Regions from separate parts of the Homo sapiens genome. Here region 1 is linked to region 2. Evidence: chromatin loops called from intact Hi-C (ENCODE). Cell type or tissue: gastrocnemius medialis. All regions are shown on one strand.

Region 1 (2,500 bases), 140 kb after region 2:
TGGGAGGGCCCAGCCTAGAGGATAAAGTATCTAAAGGCCTAGGGATTGTACAGCCTTTTCCTGATTGGCTGCTAATTATGTTCTTCTCTTGACTGCAGTTTTTCATTTCGTTTTGGTTTATCTGTGGCATTTTCTGAGCTCAACGAGAGAAATAAATAAGAAGGGAGCATGCAACCCTGTTGTTGTTAGAATCCTAAAATAGTAGGACTGGGGGAAAAAAAAACAGTATGCTCTCCCTTCCCAGCATTCTTATCTAGGTGAAAACAAACTGCGAATGCAGATTTAAAGGGGAGTAGAAACGGCTTTTATAAGAGAAAACTGGAGGAGCGTTCAGGAAAGGACAGAGACAGTTCCATCTCTTTGCTTTAGTGACATTAGGGGTTCATGTGTTGACGGAATGTATATGAAGCTCAGATCTTTTAGAATCAGCTGACAGGTGGAACTATTTTCCTTCCCAACCATCTGCACACTCTGTAAAGATAGAACAGCGTCACGTTTCAATGCACTGGATGTCTTGATCATGAAATTACCTCTACTTTAGAGATGTTACTGGCTCCCATTCCCAGATTCCCCCGCCTGTTGTAATGCTTGCTATGATTAGGTTAGGTTATTAGGTTGTATTATATTATTGCTCCTGAGTTCACAGGAAATTCTTTTTTATCCTTCCCCCGCCAACCCCCCCCCGCCCCGCCGCCCATTTCATACTAGGCTCTTCCAAGATTATTTTAAGGAAGGTTGTTCGATTCCTAGACTGTTCAAATGGAAGAATTTTAGGTGTCTGGCTTAGCTCTGCAGATTACAGCCAAGGAGCACAGGCCCAGAGGGGCATTGAGTGACAAAGGTCAGCTGAGGAGTTAGCAGCAGAGCTTAAGTGTCCTCTCCAATGTTCTTTCTACCACTGACACTATCTCTTTTTTGGCAGGTGATTAGCCTGGGATGAATTCTGGCACGGTTCTGAAAAGCGTGCTGTCTTTCTTCTTCTAGCTACAAATTCCTCTTTTCCAGTTCCTTCCTCTTCTGTCTTTTCTCCTTATATTTTGAATCTCATCCAGCAGCCACAACAGGTGTTGGGCCTGCCTCTCAAAAAATCCTACAGCTTGGCTGGCAGGGTCCTAGGGGTGGAGCATGTCCTTGCACCACCCAGTTGGCTGCCAGATCAATTTCAAGGTCTCTCTGGTAGCCTCCAGGGCCAGTTCTACTAAGAAGCTCCTCCCTCCTTGGAGCATCCAGTGATTGGCATGTAAACTCTTCAAAAGTCTGCTCTGAGCGCCTCGTGTGAGGAATATTTTATTGCAAACTTAAGCTCCCTGAGAATTGTTCTCTCGTACTAAGCTTGACACAGTGTTAATCTATAATGGAGGCTGTTGTTGACAATCATGGTAAGAAAAACTCACTTGTTTACCTGAAACCTTCCCAGACTAGTCCTTTTTCGCTTCGATTGTTCCACTGGTGAGGGTGGGGCTGCTGCTGTGCCAAGTGCAATACTTTTTGTACACTCAACAAAAAATTGTAATAAATGTACATTTGGGGCTCCGTTTGAGCTTAAATTATGTCCACTTTTGGAATTCACACAGGTGTGGGTATTCGTGATATGGCAGCCACCAGGAGTGAGCTGTTCAGGTCTCCCACAGGGAGCCTGCTGGGAGAAGAGCAGTTAGTGGCCGGCCTCAGGCAGCAGCACCTTTGGGCTCTCCTGCAGTGTTTACACCCCGGTTATGCTCACCCTGGCCTTCTCCCTGCCACTGACCAAGCTCTGCAGACGTATGAAAGTCAAGCCATTCCTGCCCAACATGGGACTCCTGTAATGGGCAGTCTCTGCTCTGGGGCTCCTCATCAGCCTGGCTGAGACTTTCTCAGAGCTGCATTGAAACCTGACGCTCCTCCTGCCTGGTCCTTCTTCCTTCCCTCTTTTTTTCGCTGGTGTCAGATCTGCATCACCATCTGAGGCTCCCGCATCTACTCCTGCTCCCTCACAGGCATTCCCCGCCCCAGTACATTTCTGGCACTTCTCACTCCATTTTGGCATCTGCTTCCTGGAGGAACCAATTGGGCATATTCGACCTAGTAGGCCCAACTCACCCAAAGTCCATTTTTTGTGAGGGCTTTGGGTCTCTCCTGGGAGAGAACTCATCTTAAGGAAAGTAAGGAGATAGGCAACATGGATCCAGTAATAGAATCTTCAAAATCAAGGAGGAATGAGCCAACATTTAACATTAGGTTTGTCATACAGATTTGTTTCTTGACCTTGCTGCAGCTCAGGCTTAGGAATTTGTAGAGGGAAACTGGGGTTAGGAAGGAATCAGCAAAATATAGAAGAGCTGCTTTACTGAAAGCAAAGGACATAAATATTACCCATTAGAAACCCATGTGACAAAGTATAGCACGATGGGGAGAGAGAGTTTCCTCACCTCCATGCATTCCATGTAACAGATGCTATGTACTGGGAACTCCAGAAGTGTCCAAGTCACCTGGCATCTCATCAATTCAGCATGTGAGAATC
Region 2 (2,500 bases):
TTACCCTTTGAAATCACATCCCAACAGAATCTCTCTCCTTACCACCGAGTCAGGAGATAGAATCTTCTCTCTTACCCTCCAGCCCTCCTCCTCATTACCTCGGATGTTCTCACTGGCCTCCAGACTATGTACCACATTCCTCCAGTCAGACTGCAGGCGTTTGATGAGAGTAAATGCAAGCAGAGGGTTAGCCACAGGGGTTGTTGAATCCTCATGCAAAGAAAGTACCTTGTCGTAGAATCTGAAAGAAAGGAGTAGAATGATCTCACCTCCTGATACAACCACTACACCTAGGGAAGGCTGGCATGGTGTGTGTACATTAAGAGTAGCTAACACTGACATGCTGAACCTCTTGAGATTCACATAATAGTCCAACCAAAAAGCCATGCAAGCCCAAAGAATATGAAAACTATAGATACAACAAAAGTAGGTCCACTCTTTTGTTCACTGAATGAGTCAGTCTATATTAATCAATTACTGTATTTCAGGCACCATGCTAGAGATATAAAGGCAAGACAGGGTCCAGCTCTCAAAGGGATCACAAAGTCTTTTTCTCCTGTCATCACTGTATATGCAATACTTAGTATCTGGTAGAAACTCAAAAACACTATTGAATTAATTATAACCACTGTGATATGTGCTATATAGTGGTCCCCAACCTTTTTGGCACCAGGGACTAGTTTCATGGAAAACAATTTTTTCCACGGACCGGGGGGTTGGGGGATGGTTTCGGGATGAAACTGTTCCACCTCAGATCATCAGGTACCAGTTAGATTCCTATAAGGAGCACACAACCTAGATCCCTCACATGTGCAGTTCACAATAAGGTTCACGCTCCTATGAGAATCTAATGCCGTGGCTGATCTGACAGGAGGTGGAGCTCAAAGAGTAATGCTCCCTTGCCCACCACTCACCTCCTGCTGGGGGGCCCGCCTCCTAACAGGCCATGGACTGGTACCGGTCCCTGGCCCAGGGGTTGGGGACCTCTCTGCTATGAGAGAAGTGAGCATATAATGCTGCAGCTGTGCAGGCAGGGCAGCTCATCCAGGTGGGAGTTAGAAGGGGGAAGGAAAGGCTTCCAAGAAGAGATGGCATGTGATCTGAATCTTGAATGATTTGTTAAAATACTGAAAGCTATTACTTATTGAGCTCCTACCATGTATTGGCCTGTTGGGTGCTCTAAATAGATTGTCTCATTTAATTACCCCCCACCTTCCAACCGACCCTTAGTGTAGATTTAATTTTACCCATTCCACAGAGAGGAAACTGAAACAAAGCCACACTGTTAGTAAAGGGCAAAGCCAGGATGGAACCCAAGTCTGACTAACTCCAAAACCTGGGTTCGCAGCTGATTATGCTATATGGTTTCTTAAGGAGCTAGAACAAAGAAGAGAAGAAGAGTATTTTTCAAGCCAACAGGAACCATTAGTGTACAAAGGCACAGAGGCTTGAGATATATTTGTAGTAAGTCAATCTACACGAGTTATTTGCTAGATGTCAGACTCCATGCTAGATTCTAGGGATACAAAGGCAAGACGAGGTCTAATACTCAAGGATTTCATGGATAAGAAAATAACTTTTTTTCTCATCATTCTATACCTAAATTCAATACATATTTCTATGAAAGAAAGAATGAAGTATACTCTCCTAGGAGCTAGGGACAAAATTCTGAATAAGGAAATAATCTTGGTCTCAAGGATCCACAGTTTAGTGAGTAAGAAAGACACAAATAATTACATTACAGATGCAATACCAGATTTAAGAACAAGGCTTAGTGGGGAGGACAGAGAGGGGATGATTAATTTGGCCAGAGCAGGTTAGAGAAGGCTTTAAGTGAGAGTGGTACTGTTGAAACTATGACTTGTTCACATATATAAATGTGTGAGAGGGTGGGGAGGAGGCCACTTCAAAACTGCAAGCACAAGACAAGGAGACTCTGAACCACGACAGCGATGGAGAATGGACTGGGTTCAAGGAAGGAGTTTAGGAAGTGGTGATGACTGTAAAGGGGAATAAGAGGTGGGATCGTCCAGCACACTTCCAACCTTTCTAGCTTGGCAACAAATGCAGAAAAGGGCAGAAATGGTAGGGCCTGAAGTGATCATCTTTCCAGTTAATTTCCCTTCTCCAGTGTCCTTCAACAGTGTTTATATAGGCAAAAGATGCTGTTTCCTTTCCTAGTATACTCTGGTTAATTCCATTTCTAAAACACCAATGGAATTTATATTACTGAAATTTATTATCTATAACAGGGCAGATTAAGGTACTATTCCTGCTCTCCAAGAGTTTTCCCGCTCGTTTTAAAATTATCAACTTCAAAAATAGTATAACAAGAATGGAAGTAGAAGAAAAAAAAGTTTGTGCAAAGTGAAAAAAAATGAACGTGTGCAAGAGCACAGGAGACTATGAGTCCTTTGGCAAGAGTGGGCGACTTCTGCGAGGAGACAGAGATGAAAGTGAAAAATAGAGGAAGTGGCAAGGTGGTAGGATTTCAACCCCT

What was found. A loop is a pair of places that touch in the nucleus more often than their neighbours do. Peaks named below come from ENCODE experiments on the same cell type or tissue, not always from the same donor. Only the 100,000 strongest peaks of a DNase experiment are listed, where the experiment ranks them.
Region 1: a loop joins it to region 2, with 15 times the contacts of the local background. A loop is called at or near these places in 4 of 110 quality-filtered maps.

The regions. Positions count from the first base shown.
Region 1 is chr11:74,443,508-74,446,007 of GRCh38, forward strand. No RefSeq gene overlaps it. Among named protein-coding and RNA genes, the nearest start is that of KCNE3, 23 kb to the right of the region's middle. In gastrocnemius medialis, no CTCF peak of the experiment used is centred here; DNase peaks (open chromatin) are centred at 834 and 1,134; H3K4me3 peaks cover 554 bases; H3K27ac peaks cover 2,133 bases.
Region 2 is chr11:74,304,172-74,306,671 of GRCh38, forward strand. It overlaps P4HA3 (prolyl 4-hydroxylase subunit alpha 3), which reads right to left. Exons shown (of 13, transcript NM_182904.5): 2 at 99-241. Among named protein-coding and RNA genes, the nearest start is that of P4HA3-AS1, 5.9 kb to the right of the region's middle. In gastrocnemius medialis, no CTCF peak of the experiment used is centred here; no DNase peak of the experiment used is centred here.